2 separate regions of the Homo sapiens genome follow, and region 1 is linked to region 2. The links are chromatin loops, found by intact Hi-C in ENCODE. Cell type or tissue: PC-3. All regions are shown on one strand.

What was found. Hi-C counts contacts between places; a loop is a spot of excess contacts. Peaks named below come from ENCODE experiments on the same cell type or tissue, not always from the same donor. Only the 100,000 strongest peaks of a DNase experiment are listed, where the experiment ranks them.
Region 1: a loop joins it to region 2, with 11 times the contacts of the local background. A loop is called at or near these places in 2 of 110 quality-filtered maps.

Annotation. Positions count from the first base shown.
Region 1 is chr18:73,667,365-73,675,364 of GRCh38, forward strand. The region is part of intron 1 of LOC105372190 (a long non-coding RNA gene); the gene reads right to left. Among named protein-coding and RNA genes, the nearest start is that of LINC02582, 350 kb to the left of the region's middle. In PC-3, no CTCF peak of the experiment used is centred here; a DNase peak (open chromatin) is centred at 3,367; H3K27ac peaks cover 2,279 bases.
Region 2 is chr18:73,544,319-73,552,318 of GRCh38, forward strand. The region is part of intron 4 of LOC105372190 (a long non-coding RNA gene); the gene reads right to left. Among named protein-coding and RNA genes, the nearest start is that of LINC02582, 220 kb to the left of the region's middle. In PC-3, no CTCF peak of the experiment used is centred here; a DNase peak (open chromatin) is centred at 1,383; H3K27ac peaks cover 494 bases.

The DNA of each region.
Region 1 (8,000 bases), 120 kb after region 2:
TGACCTTGCTTAGACGTTTATCTTCATAAGATTTTTCTGCTCATTGAATGGGTGATTATTATGTATGTATACTGTTAAGACAAATTCAACTTAGGAAAGTATTTGGTATTTTAGCATTTTCCTCAGTGCATATAAAGAAAAACTTTGGATATTAGACAAATCTCTGATTTTCCCTGTTTTGAATATTATACATGGTCTATTCTCATCTCTTCCTTTTTCTTTCTCAATTTCTGCATACATTAAGAAAATGAGGTAATCAATGAACTGTATTCCTGTAAAATAATGATAGAATAAAATATAAAATTCCTGATAAAATAATGGACAAATTGCAAGGACATGAACTTCTGCCACTAGCCAGCTCTGCCGCTGAACTGCCCTTTGAAAAGAAATCAGGAAGAGAGAGAGATGGATGAGTTTTTCCATTATGGAACATAGAAAAATGTTATTTCAGTGTAGTAAAGACATATATTTTACTACCAATTAACTACAAAACAATCATGTTTTTATTGTTTAAAAACAATTTATTTACAGGTATGTAAATAAAAACAAGGTAAGAAAAAAGTCACCCGTCATCCACCCTCCCAGAGAAAACCACTTCTGTATATAAAAATACAAAAATGCTGCCTGGGCTGTTTTATGTCTTATCTTTGTATTTAATAGTGTATCGTGAATATCCTGCCAAGTCAGAAAATGTATTTCTATCCCCACATTTTCATGGGCATATTGTACAACTGTGCCATGCTTCTTTAACCAGTCATCTGTTTGATCATTTTCATTTTTGCCTAACATAAAAAGATTGCAGTGCTCTCCTTGTAGCTGCTTTGTTGTATAAACATCTTCAATTATTTCCTTGGGATAGTTTCCTAAAAGCAGAATTGCTGAGTCAAGGGGTATAGGTGTTTGATAAATATTGACAAATTGCTTTCACAAAGTTTGTGCAAACTTAGATGCCTACTAGCAGTACAAAAGATTCCCATTTCCCCACATCGTTCTTGACATTATTATTGTATTCTTATTAATCTGCACCATTTTGTGGACAAAATGTATCTGTTACATTTAATTCTTATTTCTTAAAAGTAAGCTTGAACAATTGTATGTATGTATTAGGCATTTGTGTTTAAAAGGATCGTGTAGCATGCATTTGGATGACTGTCTTCTGAAAGATCATGCAGCATATGTTTGGATGGTTGTTTTTTAATTATGTAGCATATATTTGAAATGTCTGTGGAACACTAAAGATCTATTTTCCACCAAATAATTAGATAATAAACAGGCTATAATTTTATTAGGTGACCAAATAATGCTAAAATATAAATATTTAATTTCGGCAGCAAAAACACAGACACAAACTACTCATGTTTAGCAGCTTGAAGTATTTGTTTATGAAGCAGAAAAATGTATGAGCCGGTGAGCAAAATGTATAATTATTCTCCTTATTAAATGGATTTATAAATTGATTGATGAAGATAGATCCATCAAAGAGAATTGCTGAAAGGTTGGACTGTTCTGGTCTTGTAATATTACTGTCTATCTTCTAGGGAAGTTTCATATTCTAGGAACTGTTTTTCAGGATTCTTCACCAATTGAAAGCTGCCACATACAAAAAATGGCAGGTTGAGATAAGGTAACTCAAGGCGGCACCTGGAGAACAGAGGCTGCTGAGGAAATCATCGCATCATCAGCTACCAGAGCCTCCGAGAGAGCCCGGCCCTTCTCACCAGAGAGGGGATGGCAGGGCCTGCCTGGACCACCTCCACCTCAGGGAAGGAGGATAGGAGGGGATGGAGAAAGGGAAAGGTTGAGGAATTGTGACAAAAAGAGTAGAACCAATAACATGAAACTGTCTCAGTGAAACACACAGAGGGGCTAAAACCCCATTGTTATGTCTTTAAAGTTTATTTAATTAACATGAATTTTGTCCTGTATAATTTTTATAGAAAATATTCAACAAGGAAAAAATAAACACCTTTTTTCTAAGTATCGCGTAGCAGATCTTTGTATTAAGTGAAACTATAGGAACAAAAATGTGAAGGTAGAATGCCAAAGGAAAATAAATGGATGCCTTGGAAGAAAATCCTGTTACACAATCCCACAAGGCAATTACAGAAGGCCCGGGCTGGCTTTGCGCGTTTGTTTGTTTGCCTTGGCTAACACTGCCAGTACACCAGGAATTCAGGGGGGTTTGGATCACTCTGTGGATTCCATCAGGGTACCCGGAGAGAGGGTTTCTCAGATCTAGAAGTTTTAAAAACAAAAGCTAGAGTAAAGCTCAATCAGATTATTTGATGGCCTGGAAATTTGTGGACCTTTATAAAGAATATGAGCCTGCAGTTTTATGACACATTCAGAATACTTTCACATATGTGAATTGTCAGTGAGGCATTTGATCATCACTTCACAGTTGGAGAAACTGAGGCACGGCATTGCCAGATGATTTAGCAGAGCTGTGGTTTTAATGACAAAGCTGGGACTCAAATTCAGATATGATGATGCCCCCAATGCAGTTTTATTTTCATTACAACTTAATCAATCCACATTCAATTAGAAGTAGCGTGTAGTAAATTTCAATTTTGTTTTTCTTCTTACTGTCTTTTCTTCCATCCTCAACCACTTTGGAAGTCTATTAGTGTGCACGTTTTTTGAACATCTTGATTTTCTCACTGGTTAACTGGCAGGAGTTTGCTTTTATCCACCCTCAATTATTTGGAAGCAAAGAAATGGATTTTGACCTTCAGGAATTTTCTAAGGTGTCATGTACAAAAGCCCCAGGCTGGCACTTTTTTTTTTTTTTTTGTCATTCTCCTCAGAGGTAGAGGTGAAATTAATGTAGCTCCTGGCTATATTAGGTGACTAATGGAAGAAATCAATTCAGAAAATAAGATGTGTCTCATTTGTGAATTCCAAAGATAAGAACATAGTCCTTTATGATTAATGTTAGCTAGGTGCAATGCATCATTTCCTGAATGACATAAATCACATTTAATTGAAATAAAATGGAATCTCTATCATCCCAGTAAAGCATAAAGATATCAATATGTTCCTGTTTTAACAGAAAAAAAATCAATTTCCATTTGTATAGATATTTCCCAATTACAGTAATAATTACTATATATGAATGAATCTGGGGAGACTCTTTTTAACTAATAAGACAATGTGATGAGGTGATGAAGAAAGGAGCTAGAGAAGTATGTGGGGAGATCTCTGGAGGGCCTTCCCTGTGTGAGGGAAAAAGCATGGGTTCAGTTTCCAGATGCTGAGAGGGAGATGCTTCTAAGGGCGTCATTAGACATGCATTGGAAATACCGACCCAGAGCTCAGAATCAAAATCTCAGCAGGAGACACAAAGTCGCAACACTCTGGGTATTAGTCATTGTGGTTACAGGTGTGTATGAGTTTGCTTAGGAAAAGAGTCATATAAGAAAAGGTGGCTTGGAACCGAAACTGGAACACCAATGTTCAAAGAACTGACTGAGAAGGACATTCTACCATAAGACACATGCACACGTATGTTTATTGCAGCACTATTTACAATAGCAAAGACTTGGAACCAACCCAAATGCCCATCAATGATAGACTGGATAAAGAAAATGTGGCACATAACACCATGGAATACTGTGCAGCCATAAAAAAGAAGGAATTCATGCCCTTTGCAAGGACATGGATGAAGCTGGAACCCATCATTCTCAGCAAACTAACACAGGAACAGAAAACCAAACACTGCATGTTCTCGCTCATAAGTGGGAGCTGAACAACGAGAACACATGGACACAGGGAGGGAAAAATCACACACCAGGGCCTGTTGGGCGGTGAAAGGCAAAGGGAGGGAGAGCATTAGGACAAATACCTAATGCATGCGAGGTTTAAAACCTAAATGACGGGTTGATAGGTACAGCAAACTACCATGGCACATGTTTACCTGTGTAACAAACCTGCATGTTTTGCATATGTTTCTGAGAACTTAAAGTAAAATAAAAAATAAAAATAAAAAAATAAAAGTGAGGGCCGGGCGCGGTGGCTCACGCCTGTAATCCCGGCACTTTGGGAGGCTGAGGCGGGCGGATCACGAGGTCAGGAGATCCAGACCATCCTGGCTAACACGGTGAAACCCCGTCTCTACTAAAAATACAAAAAAAAATAGCTGGGCGTGGTGGCGGGCGCCTGTAGTCCCAGCTGCTCGGGAGGCTGAGGCAGGAGAATGGCGTGAATCTGGGAGGCAGAGCTTGCAGTGAGCTGAGATCGAGCCACTGCACTCCAGCCTGGGCCACAGAGCAAGACTCCGTTTCAAATAAATAAATAAATAAATAAATAAATAAATAAATAAATAAATAAAAGCGAGACATTAATAACTCTCCCTGGACATTATAAAGATCACACTATCTAGCTTTATCTAATCAGAGTCAAACCTGATGTCAATGGAGAATAAGGAATGCCCAGCTGAGAGAGAGAGAGAGAGAGAGAGAGAGAGGTGGAGGAGAAGGGGAGGCAGAGGGAATACAGTGTCAAAAGGAGGAGAGCGTTCAGCTGTGCTGAAGATGATGAAAAAGCCAAGTCAGAAAGTCACCCACTGACTTTGTGGAACCAGGTGTTATTTGGGCCCATGGAAGCAGCAGATTCAGTTGAGTAGAGGTGCAGAGCCAGAGGAGATGGAAGTGAGACCACGAACTGTTACATAAGAGTATTTCTTTAAAAAGGTTGGACTCTGATTAGATGAAACTAGATAGTGTGATCCTTATAATCTCCCAATAGAATTATTCTTGTTTCATTTCATTTTTAACATAGGAGAAACTAAATCACATTTCTATAGGGATGGGAAGACTAAATAGGGAGAGAAAAGCTGAAAATAGAAAGTAAAAATAATCAGTAGAGTAAGTTTATTAAGAAAGCATGAATAGAGTTATTCCTAGAGGAGGTATTGTTTTCCATTGTTTACCAATAGAAGCAGCACAATAGATGGGGAGAAGATGGGTGCCAAATATTTAGATTTATTTATACATGCAGGAAATTTGACAGAACTTCTATCTAATAAGTTCTTTTTTCATGTTAAGTAACAAGAGCAGTGATCTACTGAGATTCAAGGTGGAGGAGGGAAGGTTAGAGGTTAGAAAGTTTTTAACAGTTGAAATGACTATTTCAGAGAGTGAGAGAGCAAACCAACCAGAGACAGCTAGACAAGCCAGGCAGTTTTGAGGGCGTCTGTCCTTTTTAGTGCCTATGAATTATACAGGTGTCAATTTGCCAGGTGGTGTAAATATAAACCCAATGTTCCCTATAAGAAAAATTTTAATTACTAAGGGAAGCAGAAGTTAGCAAAAGTTCATGACCTGGGGCTGAAGAAGGAATTTTGGAATTTGATAAAGTTGGCTAAAAGAAAAAAAAAATCTGACAAATTGAAATAAGTTCAAAGTTAAATCATTTTTGCGTTACTGACAAAACAACATGAATGAAAATAAAGGCCAGTTCTCAAGTTGTAAGAAAATCCAGAAACAAAAGGAAATAGCAGTTCCTAACACCATACTGGTGCTGGGGACCAAAATCCAATTTACCGCATGGTGGAAGAGCTTGTGTTTAATAGATATAAACGGACATTTATATAGCCAGATGAAAGTATAAGTAAGCACCGTCCTCCTCCACTTGACATTAACCTGGACTCTTCCAATCACTTGCTTTCTCTATCCATGCCCTTTAAGATCTCTGGCTGGGCAGGAATGGGAGGCTCTATATAGAATTCTGCCACCTAACAAATTATACCCCCACCTACTCTGCCCCTTCCTCAGATACTTTAAACTCAATTTCAAACATCGTATCATTTTGTCCTTGAATATTACTGTTGTATCTTCAAAAAATAAGGACTCAAATAAACAAGCAAAATATTATTATCCTTCCAAAATTAATATTAACTCATTCCATAATCCTGCTAAATATCCAGGCAGTATATAAATTTTTCCAAGTGGAAAAATTAATTTTATATTGTTCGCTTGGGTCAACAGCCAAATAAAGATAATTATCTGATGTCTTTTTTCAAACCATAGTAACACCTCTTTTTTTCTGTTTTACTTCGTTTTGTTTTGCAATTGCTCACAACTTATGTGTTGAAGAAACCAGATTGTTCTGTAGAATTTCCATCAGCCTGGACTCTACTCATTGCATCACTGTGGTGTTACCTAAAACATTTCCCTTCTTTCTGTATTTCCAGTAAATTGGTAGATTGGAACAAACACTTGGTCAGATTCAGGTTGGATTCTTTGGCAATGATACTTCATAGATAGCATAGTGTACATCCACTGGGTACACAAAATGTTTAGTTGTTTTCCTTTTCATGAAGTTAGGTGGTATTGACAATCTTTGCGTGGATTTATTAATTTCATTAGTGGACTGCAAATAAGTGATATTCCAATTTCTTCTTCATTGTTATGTAGAATCATCCCATACAGAGAAATCCCTACTCATGAACCATTTAATTGCACTAAGTTACAATTTACATAGAAAAAAAGTGATGTGCTTTAACCAACTACAATCATAATCCTTACCGACGGTCCATTGACATGACCTTGGCGGTACTGACCCTGATAGCCATTGATAGCTCTGATTCCTGGAACAACAACCCGTTCCAGGCTCATTCTGTACATTTTCTCCCAAGTCCTGGAATTTATAATTTTTTAAAGATCTCCTGGCCCCTTTATGTGGGAAATATTTAAAGACTACAATCTGGGCACTGGGAGTTTATAAATTTTTGACCAATGTGCCTGTTTAATTGATGTTTTTCTAAAGATTTTAACCACCTTTGATTTTTTTCCTTCTTTTTGCCCTTCATTGTGACAGTATGACAGCTCTTCCAAAAGCGCACAGATATTTTCTTTCACTCGGGAACCAGTGATGCAGTCAGTCTGACCCACTGAGAAGGTTCAAGGAAGCTGTCACATGGCACCAAAGCACTATTGCAACTTTTAGAATAAAATTCCCCAGCTGTGTTTCTGAAGTAGCGCTGTCCTCTTCAGTCATCCTGTGCCTGTTGGGTGAGGGTTAGGAGTAATAATTGGCAGTGACTGCTGCTCTGCTCATGCCCTCAGTCACCTTTTCATACAACTGTAGGCTACTCTAAACTGCCAGGAGGTGCTGGGTTGGTGGGAGGCTAGCAAGCCCTCCCTGGGACTCTACTTCCCAACTCCCCCCGCAGTCCTGAGCCCAATTGGCAGAGAGGTAACCAGGCATCATCACATCAGCCTAATCAAGAGTTTTAAACATACTTAAAAGGGTTTGACTTCCAGATTCTTGGGCAAGATTTCATCAGTAGTAACAGAGCCATTCTGGCTTGAGTGAAACTCTAGCCACGTCACAACAATTAATCTTTATGGTTCAGAGGACAAGAAAACTTTTACTCTCCTGAAGGTTTGCAGAAGAAAGACAACGTGTGGGTTGAAGATACTAATAATCCTTTAAAAGTAGCTACAATGAATACCTCACCCTTATTATCCCTCCCAGAAATAAAAAACTGAAATAAAATGACTGAAATTTGTTTATTTAAAAAGAAAACTCCCTCATTTCAGTCATTTATTTCTGGGAGTTTCTTTCATGCTTCTTTTGATGAATAATTCAGTGTATTTCTTGACAGTAGATTAATATATAAGTTTGTTTGAGAGACGTTTGTATAAAAGAGTGATTGAGCCATAAAAATCATTTAATTATTTTAATATAAAGTTAAAAGTTTAAATTGGAAGACATAGCCTACATTTATCTGCCCTCACCGAGAGCTTATTTCTCAGCCATTAGAACCCATATCTCGAGTGAAACTGTGTTTCTTGTTACCTCTGGCAGATGAATGCCCATTCCATTGGATACTCCTTAGTTCTTATTCTCCTCACCTGTCCATGACTGATGAGACTTAACCCTTCATCCTTTCTTGAGTCTCTTTTAGAATTAGCAACCCCACAGTTTTCTGAGTCTTTCTACGTCATCTACATAATAATCTTCTTCCTTGCATATATATCCCATTTCTACCCCTC
Region 2 (8,000 bases):
CTTAATGAATGTGTATTAACCTGCATTGATTTTCCCCATTTTCTCAGTCATTTCAAGCTTATCTAACTTAAAGCCACACTGGCTCAAGAGAAATAGAGAGCTACTGTCTCAGGCTTAGACTCTGTACTTATGACATAAAATTGCTTTTTTCAACAGGCAACAGAGCATTGAGTGGTTAACTACATAGGACTCACTTTCATGTTTCTTTCATTGTATGAAAGGTCATTGTAGAATTTGTATTTGACCAATAATACAATGAAAGACAAGAAACTTTGTCTGGGATGGGAAATCTTTTCAAGCCATATATCTGGTGAGTTTCCATCTTGTCACATAGAAAAAGCAACCCGAGGAACAGAATATATTTGGTGTTAGTCACCAAACAAGGCAGAGATGAAAGTTAAAAGAAGACAACTAAGTATTCAACATACTCTTAGAAGTAAAATTCTTTAGCAGTTTCCATTTTAAGTTTGTTACCTTAAAAACATAAATTGCTGACAGGGCGCAATGTTGTAAATCAACCCACATCAATATTTATTGAGTAAATGCTTCACAGAAGACTCTTTTCTCATTGAGCTTATCAGGCATTAAAATGTATCACATCATAAAAAGGAAATCAATTGCCTGAGTCTAAAATATAGCTGTTAAATTTTCCTACCAGCCATTTGAAAAGCTAAACTCTGCTTGTAGGGGGATAATGCCAGGATTTTGAATGTTATCTAATAAACTCAAGATGAGTTTGCAAGGAAATTTTTAATTTTTTTAAAAAAGGATTTAATTGATTGCTATGTATAGAACAATAAAATATCATTGCTTTTATTTGCTAGTGTATTTTATTCTGATGTAGGGAGGTACTCCATTAAGAAAATCCCAATGTTCTGAGATGGTTGATCAAAGAGATATTTAGTGCCAAATTCAGATGTGCTTTGAGTGATAAGTAATCAAACATGACATGAGAAATTAAGCCAAAATTGACTCAGTAAAAACATATAAAATACAAATTGCTGAAAGTCTTCTTTTTAATTTTAATGATACGTCTTAGAAATGGTTCAACTCATACAAATTCAGGCAAGACCAGTTTAAAAAGCAGGAACATTAAGAATCATACTTGAACTTAGTTCAAGAAAACAGTTGACAAATTCTAAATGTTAAAAGAAGCAATGACAAAATGACAAAATCTAGTAAATGATGACCATGATGATGATGATGATAATGATGATGACGATGATGATTCACAGCCAGCAGCTCCTGTGTGTTTGACATTGTTTTTACAGCTAATGTGTTATTTAATATTTGTTAAGTGTCCTGGATGTGGAAGTAATTTACAATAAGGCAAAGGACAGATAACAGTTTCCCCATTGTATACTTTAAAATATGTGACTCAGGTTGACTCAGTGACTTTCCAATATTGACAATGTTAACTATTGCCAGGGAGGGGACTAATGTGCTCCTCATTACATAACACTCCCAGGATTTCTTTACCTTGTGATTCTAAGATGTAACACTGACATTATGGGCTCAAAGCCCACTTTACATGCAACACACACCCATTTATGTGTCCATTCTGTATTGAGGGCTTGTGTTCACAAGACACACTAAAGCCAAGATAAGAAAAACAAGAGATCCTCTTTTATGAGTTACAGTCTACTAAGGCAACATGCATTAAAAAATCAATTATTCCAATACATGTTTAATCTACTTCACATATGTACATATTTCTAAATAGTTAATATATACTTAATAAATAACGTATTCTTAACACAAAAATATGTATTAATAGGTCCACTTTTTACCAGCAGTGTGCCTGGGGAAGTCTCAAAACTTCTGTTCCTTCCTGTGCTCACCTGTACAATGTGAAGATTAAATGAAAAAATGCATGTGTTCTGCTATACATAGTTCTGGACACCTAGGAATTTTCAGCCAATATAGTTACTACTCAATAATAATTATTGTTACTCTAATTACAATAATAAAATATTGTTCTTATATAAATAAGATGGATTTTACATAGTATGTGTACAATAGCTATTAAGAAAAACAGATTTATTCAAATGCAGATTATGTTTTTTATATAGATTTCTCATTGGGCTCTATTTTATACAATCCCAAAGAGGCTTTAAGAATCACAAACAAACTATTAACTTATATTTAGATGAATTTAAAATGTAAGGTAAATTTATTCATTATATACAATGGATTTTCATGTTTCATGGTAGTTATGTTCTATAAAGCTGCTGTAAACACCGAATTAACAAATACAGAACCGTTGCTCCTAAGGGAAATGCAGGGTTAGATTCCTGTGAGCCTCCAGTCATTTTCATCAAACAATCTATACATAACCTTTTTGTGTGTGTGATTTTCTTGAAAGACACCTCCTTTGATGTATATTATGGATGCATTAACATTATGAACTCATTGATGATCTGTAACTCATGCCCAACTGAAGCTGATCCCTGACTTCTTGTATCTAAGAACACTACCCAGCAGTTTGGCACTATGCTTGGGGGCCATAGTAAATGCAGAATCATCAACAAAAAGCACACAAATAGGGCCAGGCACCGTGGCTCATGCCTGTAAACCCAGCACTTTGGGATGCCGAGGCGGGCGGATCATTTGAGGTCAGGAGTTCGAGATCAGCCTGGCCAAGATGGCAAAACCTCATCTCTACTATAAAAAATACAAATAAAAAAAAATTAGCCAGGCATGGTGGCTTCCACCTGTAGTCCCAGCTACTCAGGAGGCTGAGGCAGGAGAATCGCTTGAACCCGGAAGGCAGAGGTTGCAGTGAGCTGAGACTGTGCCACTGCACTCCAGCCTGGGCAACAGAGTGACTCTGAAGAAAAAAAAAAAAAGCACACAAATGTGAAAATCACGGCAGTACATAGACTGCAAAATGAGCATGTGTTCCTACTGTGAGAGCTGAAACAAAAAGGCAGGGCATAGCCTTATCTGTCCTCAGGTGGGAATGTTGGCATCAGGTGACTCCAACTTTTACTGCTTTGTGCACCATGAAAGGACTGAGAGTGTTGGTTAGGGGGCTACAAATAAATCTTAGCAAGGCCAATTCACAAATAAAGATTTCATGAAATAATGAGAATCCACTATACTTGCTATTGTTTTTGCTAATTGAAACCTGGAGAAATTGAGAAAGAGTTTGAATAACACCAAGTTACACTAAGTGGCAGGAGAATTCTTGTTCCCAGAAGGTACCTGACATGGTTTGGTTGTGTTCCCACCCAAATCTCAACTTGAATTCTAGTTCCCATAATCCCCACGTGTCGTGGGAAGGACCTGGTAGGAGGTAATTGAATCATGGGGGCGGTTACCCCCATGATGTTCTCATGATAGTGAGTGAGTTCTCATGAGATGTGTTGGTTTTATAAGGGGCTTTTCCCCATTTGCTCAACACCTCTCCTTCCTGCTGCCCTGTGAGGAAGGTGCCTTGCTTTCCCTTCACCTTCAGCCATGATTGCAAGTTTCTTGAGGCCTCCCCAGCCAGCCAAACTGTGAGTCAATTAAACCTCTTTTCTTTATAAATTACCCCGTCTCAGGTATTTCTTCAGAGCAGCATGAGAATGGACTAATACAGTACCCTATAAACCTGCAATGCTAAAACAGAAATAGTGTGACTCAAAAGCTAGTTTTTACTGTATTTGGACTGTGGTTTTTTTAAAGCTGGTTGATGGTCATAATTACCTGGTTACTTTATTAAGAATATAACTTCCAAGTCTCATTCCCATCTTGCAGAAACACAATCTTTAAAGACAATGGGAAAAAATAAATTTTATCTTTAAAAACATAGACTTTTTTTGGTCAGTAATTACAAAAGTGCCTCAATACTTCATAAAACCTTGTGGTCATCAGTATGGATGTCAATTATAATTATGTATGGCCAAAAGATGTCTCCTTGATCAGTTAGATTTCAGGGTACTAGTAGTTGTTAACACTGTCAACAGATCTCAGTCTGTTATTTCAATCTGGCATGATGACCCAGGTTAAATTATTTTACATTATTATTTAACATTTAAAACAAATATTAAGGCATTTCATTCATCTTTAACAAGAAACAAGACATTTCTAAGACAAAGAGCAAAAACAGAAGTACTGTTTTTTGAGACAGAATTTTGCTACTTGCATTTGATGGATTTATGCATCACTGGATATATGTAAATTTCTGAATATGCCCCTCTCTGTGGCATAAACATAGGTTGGCTTACTCAAAATAAAACTTTATTTAAGGCCATGTAATGTTAAGACCTGAGTAATTGCTCTGATTCTTGAATAATTTTCTCAATTTATTCCCAAGCAATTGTTTTTTTTTTTTCTTTTCCTTCCTTTTTCCCATGTTTGTTAAGCAAATCTCTTTGTAACAAGATAAATCTTTCTGGTATAATATAAAAATGTAAAAGTTATGCAAATGTACATGTCTGAATGTCTGCACATACACACACGCGCCCATGCACACACACGCGTATGTTCCTGCTCAGAACACAGGCAAATGTCTAGTACTATCTTAAAATTCTAAGTTCATTTTATACTGTAGCATTGATATGGTGGTTAAATTTGTTATTAAAATTTAAAAAAATTTACCTGGAAAACTTAGAAATTTTAGGTCAGATAGGTTTTATACAAGGAGTGATTTATAGTCAAATTATCTCTGTGATTATATTCTTTCTGTATTTCAGCACTAAATAAGAACATACTTGCTAAAACTTGCCTCAAAATACACTCTGATTAATTTGGCCGCTGTGAGTACCTTAAAGTAAAATCCAACTGTACTCACAGGCATCTTCTTCCTGGAGAAGATTACAGATAATATTATGCCAGAACATCATTTTGTGGCTCTCACATTTTCATAAATGCCCCCACAGCTGAGAGAAAACAGAATCAAACTTCAATGAAGTATTTGCAATGTAATGGTTCTCTGAGGTTGTAGTTTCAGCATTTATTTTTGTCAGTAAAATCTGCCGTTTGTTGATACAAGAGAATGTCTATCTTTGAAACTCAGCTTGCATTTGAATGAGGATGTTAAAACAATTAAGCACCGGGCTCTATCATTCTGCCATCCGCTTCTCCTGCGTGGCTAAAACACTGAACATCTTGAGCTGCATGGTGCCTGGAGCTGTGCCACGTGGCTTGGATGCAGTCAGCAAATCTGGGAACTGCCAATTACTATGTCCTCTGCATTCTGTCCCAATCATTCTGATTCCTCCCAGGGAAGGTTAGTCTCAGTTAGGACACCATAGTCCATAAACTATAACTTTAACAATGAGATTTGTTCAATCCCAGTGAGGTTCACATATACTTTGAATGCCACATAGGGTCTGTCCCCAAATGGCAAAACACACAAATGGGAAACAGTTGTGTAAATACGAAAAATGTAACTCTTGTACTATAAAAAAGCAGGAAAACATCAGCACTAGCAGTAACTAGAACTTTCTTAGCACATGCTGTATGTTAGGCCCAGGCTAAGAGCTTAACTTTTTAAAAATTTTAACTCCCACAGCACCCACATGTCACTGATACCATTATTATCCCCATTTTCTGCACCCGCATGTCCATTGCAGCATTATTGACAATAGCTATGATATATACACAACCTAAGTGACCATTGACTGATGTATGGATAAATCAGTTGTATATATACACACACACACACAAATGATGGAATATTATTCAGCACTAATAAAGAAGGAAATCCTGTCATTTGCAACAACATAAACGAACTTGGAGACATTATGCTAAGTGAGATACACCGGACATAAAAAGAAAAATAGGCATGATGTCTCTTAAATGTGCAATCCTAAATAAAAGTTAAATGCAAAGGAACAGAAAGACCTTCAGAGATGGTGATAGGAGGAATGAGAGATGTTGGTCAAAGGGTACAGGCTGCACTTATTCAAGATAAAGTTGAGAGCTCTAAGATACAGCATGAGGGCTACACTTAATATTATTGTATTGTGTATTGGAAATGTGCTAAAAGAATAGATTTTAGGTGGTTTTACTATATACACAGAAAAAGATAATGATGTGAGACAATACATATGTTAATTACCTTGACTGTAGTGATCATTTCACTCTGCATATTGTATATCAAAACGTCATGTAGGGCCAGGTGCAGTGGCTCCTGCCTGTAATCCCAACAGCTTGGGAGGCCGAGGTGGGTGGATCACTTGAGGTCAGGAGCTCAAGACCAGCCTGGCCAACTTCGCAAAACTCCGTCTCTACTGAAAATACAAAAATTAGCCTGGCACTGTGGCGTGCACCTGTAATCTCAGCTACTCAGGAGGCTGAGGCAGGAGAATCACTTGAACCTGGGAGGTGGATGTTGCAGTGAACTGATATTGTGCCACTGCACTCCAGCCTAGCCGACAGAGTGAGACTCCATCTCAAAAAAAAAAAAAAAAAAAAAAGGACACCTTAAATACTTAAAATGAAATGAAATAAAAACAAACAAAATCAACAGAAATGCATAAACAAAGAATAAAGAAGAGTAACAGGAAGAGCAATTTAAGAACATGCCTGTAAAAATTCACATTTAAGATTTATCCAGTGCCTCCACATATATTATCTTAAATTTATTCTCATGTAGGTTATTATGTCTATTATATGGGTTTAAAAACTGAGGTGTGTCGGTGTTAGCAACTGCCGAAGAACACAATGCAACCTAAAGCCAGGATTCAAACCCTGGTGTTCTAATGCTGAATCTTCTACTCTTTTCTTGAGTAGGAAGACAGTACTGGCCTGCACTGATTTAATTCAAAATAGAAACTCCCACAAAAAGAAAATACTTCAAATGATTTAGATTTTCCTAGAAGAAATGCCGACTTACAAATACCGAGACTAAAAATGTGTGTGCTACAAAAAAAGACTTTTGCTTAAAGTATAATCTATTTTATTCATATTTCATAGGTGTGTTCACACCATTGTTACAGACGATAGTTTCTGCACAAGATACTCGGTTACTGTAATCTTCTGTTTATACCTTCTCTATTCATTAGCTCCTTGTTTTCTGTAATTGAAAATGCTTTCCAAGCCATCTGTCAACATGACTCAGGTTTTAACCTCTCTGGCAGGCCCTTACCTACTTCTACATAGGATTAGTGCATGGCCCAGATGCTGTCAGAGTTTCGAGTGAAAAACAGCATCAGAAATGCCACAGGGGGATAGTTATCAGTAGCCATTATTTAAACATATAATGTGTTATGGGTGTATTTAAAAAGAGCTCTTTTAATTTGCAAAATCATTTCTTAGAGTGGATTCTCACCTGGGAGAAGCATAGAGAGGTAACAGATGATGTGTGACCAAGGAAAGCAATAAAATTGTACAGTTCTCAGTAGTTTTCCAAAATAAAAAATAGTGAAAATCTCTGCTGTGGCATGTGTCTAGGAAGATGACGCTACGATATGTAATATTTTAGGAGAAGAATCATTAAGATCTCTGGTAACATTGTTACTGATTGTTTGAGGTGTGGTTCACCCCTACTAAAGAACATACATGACCTATTATGTGGAATGAGGTTATAATCACCTCCAACTTACCCACCAATGTTTTGATATTAAACTATTCATTCCTGATACCATTAGAGAAATTATTTTAGAAGTTATTATTATATTAGATTACATTATATATAATACTTTGCTCACTATTTTATGCCTTTTCTTTAATGCTTTCATGGATAAGACTATCGTCTACCTAAAATTTTGAGAGCAAAAGCTATATACCCTTGTATTAGTCCATTCTCACGCTGCTATAAAGAATACTACCCAAGACTGGAAAATTACAAAGGAAAGAGATTTAATTGACTCACAGTTCTGCATGTGAGTCTCTGGGAAGGCCTCAGGAAACTTACAACCATGGCAGAAGGGAAAGAAGGCACGTCTTATGTGGTGGCAGGTGAGAAAGCATGCATGAGAGCAGGAAAAACTACCATTTATAAAGCCATAAAATCTTGTGAGCATTCATTCACTATCACAAGAACAGCATGGGAGAAACTACCCACG